Regions from separate parts of the Homo sapiens genome. Here region 1 is linked to region 2. A link is an interaction called in ENCODE POLR2A ChIA-PET data of the cell type or tissue named here. Cell type or tissue: PC-3. All regions are shown on one strand. Each heading gives the region's core, and the rest is flanking DNA. Links, peaks and the distances in the headings are about the cores only. Region 1 has its middle 32 kb from the start of NUAK1. Region 2 overlaps PRDM4 (PR/SET domain 4).

What was found. ChIA-PET counts read pairs that join two places held together with the same protein. Peaks named below come from ENCODE experiments on the same cell type or tissue, not always from the same donor. Only the 100,000 strongest peaks of a DNase experiment are listed, where the experiment ranks them.
Region 1: POLR2A ChIA-PET joins it to region 2 with 5 read pairs; 1 of 35 experiments calls an interaction of 5 or more read pairs at or near these places.

Annotation. Positions count from the first base shown.
Region 1 is chr12:106,168,268-106,172,661 of GRCh38, forward strand. It overlaps the pseudogene LOC341378. Among named protein-coding and RNA genes, the nearest start is that of NUAK1, 32 kb to the left of the region's middle. In PC-3, for the core only: no CTCF peak of the experiment used is centred there; a DNase peak (open chromatin) is centred at 2,204; H3K27me3 peaks cover 1,357 bases.
Region 2 is chr12:107,748,621-107,753,014 of GRCh38, forward strand. It overlaps PRDM4 (PR/SET domain 4), which reads right to left. Exons shown (of 12, transcript NM_012406.4): 5 at 2,795-3,589. All of the region lies in intron 3 of PRDM4-AS1 (PRDM4 antisense RNA 1), which reads left to right. Among named protein-coding and RNA genes, the nearest start is that of PRDM4, 10 kb to the right of the region's middle. In PC-3, for the core only: no CTCF peak of the experiment used is centred there; a DNase peak (open chromatin) is centred at 81; H3K4me3 peaks cover 1,082 bases; H3K27ac peaks cover 1,558 bases.

The DNA of each region.
Region 1 (4,394 bases), core at 236-4,235, 1.6 Mb before region 2:
GAGGCCTCAGAAATAACACCATACATCTACAACCATATGATCTTTGACAAACCTGACAAAAACAAGCAATGGGGAAAGGATTCCCTATTTAATAAATGGTGCTGGGAAAACTGGCTAGCCATATGCAGAAAACAGAAACTGAACCTCTTCCTTACACCTTTTACAAAAAATAACTCAAGATGAATTAAAGACTGAAACTTAAAACCTAAAACCATAAAAACCCTAGAAGAAAACCTGGGCAATACCATTCAGGACATAGGCACGGGCAAAGACTTCGTGACTGAAATACCAAAAGCAATTGCAACAAAAGCCAAAATCGACAAGTGAGATCTAATCAAACTAATGAGTTTCTGCACAGCAAGAGAAACTATCATCAGAGTGAACAGGCAACCTACAGAATGGGAGAAAATTTTTGCCATCTATCCATCTGACAAAGGTCTAATATCCAGAATCTACAAGGAACTTAAACAAATTTACAAGAAAAATACAACCCCATCAAAAAGTGGACAAAGGATATGAACAAACACTTCTCAAAAGAAGACATTTATGTGGCCAACAAACGTATGAAAAAAAGCTCATCATCACTGGTCATTAGATAAATGCAAGTCAAAACCACAATGAGATACCATCTCACGCTCGTGAGAATGGTGATCATCAAAAAGTCAGGAAACAACAGATGCTAGAGAGGGTGTGGAGAAATAGGAACGCTTTTACACTGTTGGTGGGAGTGTAAATGAGTTCAATCATTGTGGAGGACAGTGTGGTGATTCCTCAAGGATCTAGAAGCAGAAATACCATTTGACCCAGTAATCCCATTACTGGGTATATACCCAAAGGATTATAAATCATTTCACTATAAAGACACATCAACATGTATGTTTATTGTGGCACTATTCACAATAGCAAAGACTTGGAACCAACCCAAATGCCCATCAATGATAGACTAGATAAAGAAAATGTGGCATATATACACCATGGAATACTATGCAGCCATAAAAAAGGATTAGTTCATGTCCTTTGCAGGGACATGACTGAAGCTGGAAACCACCATTCTCAGCAAACTAACACAGGAACAGAAAACCAAACACCACATGTCCTCACTCATAAGTGGGAGTTGAACAATGAGAACACATGGACACAGGGAGGGGAACGTCACACACCGGGGCCTGTGGGGGAGTTGGGGGAAGGGGAGGGAGAACATTAGGACAAATACCTAATGTATGCTGGGCTGAACACGTAGATGACAAGTTGACGGGTGCAGCAAACCACCATGGCACATGTAAACCTATGTAATAAACCTGCACGTTCTGCACATGTATCCCAGAACTTAAAGTTAAAAAAAAAAAAGAAAGAATTGTTGGCAGAATTGTTGGCAGGTGTCATGGGAGCGGTGTCAAGTTGGCAGGAGTTGCCCATGGAACTGGAGAAACTCACTAGAGCAGATGAAGAAGTGACCCAATCTGGACGACGGGAATTCATGGGAATGAACAGAAGCCCTGCATGGGTGACTATGTCACTAGAGGCGGGCACCTGGTAAAGTCCCAGGCTAGGCCTCTGCGTTTCTAAGCAGAACTAGGAGCAGGCGTTGCCTGGGAACCCCGCCTTATGTTATCGAATCCTGAGTGTTTTGGACTAGTCTCGTGAAGGCAGGCATTCAAGGATATTTGGTCGGATCATCCGACGGCACTAAACCTTTTTTTTCCAAGTGGACCAGGTAGTTCACTAAAGTCGCCGTGATGTCGTCCTGGCTTGGGAGCCTCGGCTCCAGATGGGGCCAGTCTCTGGGTCAAGTCGGGGGCAGCCTGGCTTCCCTCACTGGCCAGATTTCAAACTTTACAAAGGTTATGCTGATGGAGGGCTCAGAGGAAGTGGAAGCAGAATTACCTGATTCCAGGACAAAGGAAATTGAAGCCATTCATTCAATCTTGAGATCAGAGAATGAAAGGCTTAAGAAACTTTGTACAGATCTAGAAGTGAAATATGAAGCATCAGAGCTTCAAATAAACCAGCATTCTACAATGCTGTTTATTAATGCTTTTTAACGTTTAAAAAGCATTCTACAATGCTTTTTGTTGAAGTTGAAATCAACTTCAACAAAAAGAGGTAGAAATCAGACATCTTAAAGCCAGACAGATTGCCTCCAGGATCAGTTGCTGAAACTGCGGTCAGCTGCTCAGTCAGTACCTTCAGCAGCTGGCGATGTACCAGCAACCACTGCAGCTTCATTCATTTATGTGATTAGTCATCATTCTTCAGCTTTCCATGATGATGACATGGACTTTGAGGACACAATTTTGTCCCAACAAGAAATAAACCGACTCTTAAATGAAGTTTCAAGGCTTGAGTCTGAAGTTGGCTATTGGAGGCATATTGCTTAGACTTTGAAAGCATGAGGAACACATAGCTCTGCCCAAAGTAAAACATGCAAACTACAAAATATCATTAAGGAACTGAAACAGAACCAAAGTCAGGAAATTGATGACCATCAACATGAAATATCAGTACTGCACAATGCACATCAACAGAAATAAGTCAACGACATCGAGAAGAATTAAGTGACTATGAAGAACGAACTGAAGAACTCAAAAATCTGTTACAATAAGGTAGCTCTGGAGTTACAGAAATTGATCACTCTAAAGTCTATGAGATGCAAAAAAACTATTCAACTTCTACAAACAGAAAAAGTGGAGTCTACCAAAAAAATTGAGGAACTTGAGGATAAAATAAAAGATATAAATAAAAAATTATCTTCTGCAGAAAATGGTAGAGATATTTTGAGGAGAGAACAAGAACAGCTAAATGTGGAAAAGAAACAGCTTTTAAATGCAGTTAAATCAGTGCAGGAGAAGACAGTTGTATTTCAACAGGAGAGACCAAGTCATGTTGGCCCTGAAACAAAAACAAATGGAAAACACTGCCCTACAGAGAGAGGTTCAATGTTTACGTGACTAAGAATTTCAGTCAAACCAGAAGCTAGAGAGACTGCGTAATCATCTTTTAGAATCAGAAGGTTCTTATACCAGTGAAGCTTTGGCCTCAGAACATAGAGAGGCTAAACTAAGAAAGAAAGTCACAGTATTGGAGGAAAAGCTAGTTTCATCCTCTAATGCAATGGAAAATGCAAGTCATCAAGCCAGTGTGCAGGTAGAGTCATTGCAAGAACAATTGAATGTAGTCTCCAAGCAAAGGGATGAAACTGCGCTGCTTTCTGCCTCTCAGCAACAAGTAAAGCAGTATGCTCTGTCACTGGCCAACCTGCAGATGGTACTACAGCATTTCCAAAAAGAGGAAAAATCTATGTATTCTGCTGAACTACAAAAGCAAAAACAGCTTATAGCTGAATGGAAGAAAAAGGCAGAAAGTTTGGAAAGAAAAGTGATATCATTACAGGAACGTTTGGATGAAGCAGATGCTGCATTGGATTCAGCATCAAGACTTACAGAACAGTTAGATCTAAAAGAAGAACAAATTGAAGAACTTAAAAAACAAAATGAGTTCCAACAAGAAATGCTGGATGATGTACAAAAGAAATTGGTGAACTTAGCAAACAGCCTAGAAGGAAAAGTGGACAAAGTCCTAATGAGAAACCTCTTCATCAGTCATTTCCACATGCCAAAAAATCAGCGTCACGAAGTGTTACGGTTGATGGGCAGCATCCTGGGGGTCAGAAGGGAGGAGATGGAGCAGCTGTTTCATGACAATCAGGGCAGTGTTACCAGGTGGATGACTGGGTGGCTTGGAAGAGGATCAAAAAGTGTTCCCAACACACCTTTGAGACCAAATCAGCAATCTGTGCTTAATAGTTCTTTTTCAGAATGTTTTGTTAAATTTCTAGAAACAGAATCTCATTCATCTGTTCCACCACCAAAGCTTTCTGTTCATGATATGAAACCTCTAGAATCACCAGGAAGGAGAAAACTAGACACAAATGCACCAGAAAGTTTTAAAGATACAGCAGAATCCAGGTCAGGTAGAAGACGAGAGGTAAATTCGGTTTTGGCTCCTCGCTCGGCAGCTGTACCTCTTATTAACCCAGCTGGACTTGGACCTGGTGGGCCCCAGCATCTTCTTTTGAAACCCATCTCAGATGTTTGGCCCACATTTACACCTTTGCCAGTGTTACCTGACAACAGCGCTGGAGTTGTGTTGAAAGACCTTGGAAAACAATAGATGATTCTCAAGCCAGAGACAATCTAGCACTTTAAAGAAACCATGAACACTATATGTACTTTATCACAAAGTGGCCTTTTAGAAAACGTCACGTATTTATTTGTAGTTAATGCTTTCTCTGAATTTAATAAAAATATTCCTAATGCTTTTAGAAATTGCAGGTGTCAAGAGGAAGTGTTTGCTATATCATCTGATTTATTCCTTCTGATTTGACTTAATTTAAG
Region 2 (4,394 bases), core at 64-4,063:
GAAAAGGCAAATCCATAGAGACAGAAAGTAGATTAGTGGTTGCTGAGAATACGCGGAAGGAGGGAATGGGAAGTGACTAATGGTTATGAAGTTTCTTTACCGGGTGACTAAAATGTTTTGGAAGGAGACAGTGGTGGTGGTTGCACAGCCTTGTAAATACACCAAAAAAACCACTAAATTGCACGTTTAAAATGTATACATAAATTATATCTCATTATAAACCACACACACTTAGAAGAGGTTCCATTTGCCCTCTTAAGAAAAAAATCAATAAGCTTATTTAGGCCACCTCCTACCTTCTGCTAAATTAGCCTTATATTCATTACATTCTTCGATTAAAACATTTTAAAACTCTAAATTTGAGACTTTAAAAGGTTAAAACTAGTCTCTCCATGGGCTGGATTTTGTGGCACAGAATGGTTCTGGGCTTCCTCCTATTTTTGATGCTCCCGTTGAGTCTATTTGGAAGCTCCTCTTCTGCTATATCTTGATATCCCTAGCCCTCTTCTCAGTCCACACTCTTACTAGATGATTTCATTCCACTTCTACAGCCACAAATAACATCTTAATGTTGATGATTCTTAAATATTTCCAGACAGATCTCTCTCAGGTCCACACACAACTTTTCATTAGACATCTCTACTGGGTGTCTTACAGACACTGAAATCAACATGTCTAAAACTTGACTCATCGTCACTCCTCCCAAAATAATAAAAATCAAAATCATATCCTCCTCTGCCTTTCACTACTACCCTACCTACTTAGTTTCTGTTTGCTTTTTTTTTTTTTTTTTTCCTGAGACAGGGTTTCACTATGCTGCCCAGGCTGATCTTGAACTCCTGGTCTCAAATGATCTTTCTGCCTCAGCCTCCCAAAGTGCTGGGATTACAGGTGTGAGCCAACACATGGCCTTCTCTACTTACCTAGTTTCTATCTACCTAGTTTCAGAAGCCAGAAACCAGGGTTTTCTCCTTAATGCTTCCCTCCTCCAACTTTATCCAATCGATAAGCTCAACTGGGTTCTCTGCAAATGTCCTCCACTCTTCTGCATCCTAATTACCTCTACTCTAGATTGGTGAGAATCATCACCTTTCCCATAAATTATGATATCTTCCACACCTCCTTGCCTCTTAACAAATTTATTCTCACATTGCAGCAAAGCCCTACCCCAACCCTCACTCCCTAAAACTCTTGACCGGTCTTAAAAGAGCCTTTGTGTTCTGGCTCCTACTTCTCCTCTCACCACATGACCCCTCTCTTCACCCTCATTTTATGCTTCAGCAATTCTGAAACACTCATGATTCTTTTGGTTCTAGGCACTTACAGGTGCCAGCTCCTGTCTTCCTGACTCTCAACTGCCCACATCTTTCTTGTCCTTAAGGTCTGTGCTAACATGTATGTTACTTCCCTTGGTTAAATCTTCCCCGACCCTTCCATGGCCTGGCTAGTTGCTCCCCTTCAGGCTACTTTAGTACCAATGCACTTCACCCCATCGTCACACTTATTATTATCCTATATTGTAACAGTCTCCTATGCTTCCTACCAGACTGTAAGCTCCTTAAAGGTATGTACACATACTGTCTCTTGGTAGATCGTTCTATCCCTAGCATCTAGCAGAGGCTGCCACATAGTAAGCACTAAAAAGCCCAGCATGATGGCTCACACCTGTAATCCTAGCACTCTGGGAGGCTGAAGCAGGAAGATTGCTTGAGTCGAGTTCAAGACCAGCCAAGGCAACACAGTGAGACCCCCATCTCTACAAAAAATTTAAAAATTAGCCAGGTGTGGTGGTACACACTTGGGGTCCCAGTTGCTCGGGAGGCTAAAGTGGGAGGATCACTTGAGCCCAGGAGGTCGAGGCTACAGTGAGCCGTGATCGCACCACTGCACCCTAGCCTGGGCGACAGAGAAACCCTATCAATAAATTAAAATAAGCACTCAACATGTTTCCTGCATGAATGAAACACAGTGACACCAGTAAATCAACTGTTTTTATATTGTTTTTTGTTGTTGTTGCCCAATAAGAAAAACTTTTACACGCCCAAGAATAATAATTTATATGCACTCTGAGCAAAGAAAAAAATTGGTTTATATCCACCTACATTTTTCCATGGGGTTATAAAAGTGACTGAATAATTTTCACAAGGCATGTCACAAACAGCTTTACTAGAATTTACCCCTATAACTCTCTATTTGTGAAACCTTGGGAAATACCTTAACTATTACTGGGCTAAACTTACCTTTTTTAAAAAAATATTGTATTATCACTATGATTGTTTTTTAGAGACAGGGTCTCACTTTGTTGCCCAGGCCGGAGTGCAGTACTATTCACAGGTGTGATCGCAGCATACTATAGCCTGAAACTCCCGGGCTCAAGCAACCCTCTTCCTCAGCCTCCAGAATAGCTGGGACTATTCACAGGTGGGATCACAGAACACTATAGCCTGAAACTCCTGGGCTCAAGCAACCTCCTGCCTCTGCCTCCAGAATAGCTGGGACTACAGGCACACACTACCGCATGTGCTAAGCTTATCTGCAAAATACAAAAATGACTACTTCACATTTCATTTCTTCAGGAGGATGCTCTAAGAACCAACTAAATGTATGTATATCATTTGGCTTACTTGAAGAAAAGGCACCACATTAATATAAAGGACAATACCAAGGCAAAGAAAAGTTCCAAGGTCTAGTTGCTTTCTATACTCCCTTAATGCCAAACTTTACGACTTAACTTGTTAGGGATGGTGGCCCTTTTTACAAATATTTCCAAAAAAGAAAGGCTAAACACACTCACAAATTGTAAACAAGGTTGCCATGTTCTCCTTGTTTGAATTGGAGTCTTCCATTTGCAGTGAAGGTGATACAAAAGAAAGACTGTCTGAAGATACATCTACATGACCTGTCCCCATAGCAACCTCCTGGGTGATGGAGGAGACAGCCACAGGTTCTAGGCTGAGGCCAACTTCATGGAGGGAAACAGATTCTAGGGAGGCAAGGTTGTGTGAGGTAGAGAGTGCCACGCTTACAGAGTTGGTGCTCATGGCCACAGTGTGAATGGAGTCACTGAGGGCACTGTCAGACATGCCATTGACCCGACTTGCAATGTGGTCTGTCTCCATGACCACAGGGAGCTCCAGGCCATTCCCATGCATGGGTATCACACCACCATGTCCTACAGCGTCTGCTGCAAGGTTGTTGCTCACAGAATCCACAGACAGAGGTTCATGACTTCTGGAGCCATTTGGGATTTGGGAATGCTCGCCTGCAACACCGTCCATCGTAAGCTCCTCTGCCATTCCATCTGTCGAAATTGGGCTGGTAACCCTAGAAACGTTCTCCATAGTGATTGCTGTGTCCAAGGCCACCTCATGGCCATCACTGGGATGAAGACTTTGGGCACCATGTGTGTTCACAGAGCGAGAGTCTATTGAAACAATGCCTGGTTCTAATCCAACATTTCCATTGGACTGATAGGGATCTAGTGCTGAAGGGTTATTGGTGATAGATAATGCTGTATTACCATCAACATTTATAGAGTTAGGGTGGATGTACTGTGGAGGTGGTCTGTCAGCTAAATAAGATAAAATGCCTGAGAAAAGGAAAAGATGAGATATCAGAGACTTTTAGTACATTATTAAAGAATTCCAAGCACTAGACGCTATTTCCTTACAAACATAACTAAGTTCAAATAATCTCCTGCTTCTTTAATTTAATCGATACACACTATTTTATAAATAGCAACATACATATACCGTAATTGAGTTTTTCCTGTAAAACTCGAAAATCCTAAAAAAGTTAACTATGTTCCTTTGAAGCTAACTGGGAATCACTAACGAAAACACTGCTTTTAATATACATATGGTTGCAATTCCTGAGTCCTAAGGTGTAAAATTTGCTCTCCTAATTATTAAAAGGTAAAATGATTTAAAAACAGATCTTCCATGTGAAAAATAAAACTTAATTAAATATAATTTAATATAATTAAACTATCATAACACAAACTATTTAATACAAGTCACAATTGTACCTGTTTTATTAAAACAAAAAAAAATTAACACTTGTGCTTGGGAGGATATGGTGAAATGATACTTACTAAACTGCCAGAGGGAATGTAAACTGCTAAAACTTCTTTGTGAAGCATATATATTAGGAGCCTCAAAAATGTTAATACCCTCTTGCACAAGAAATTCCACTTAAGGTACTCTTCTCTAAATCCATTTTGTAAATATTATACATAAAGACGTTCATAAGAGCATTAGTTACAATGGTAATAAAAACTGGAAAAACCAAACTGTCCAACAATAAAGATAATAAACCATCAAATACCCATTCAGTAGAAAGTAATGCATCATTAAAAAGGATAATTATGAAAACCACGTAGCAGCAAAGGAAAA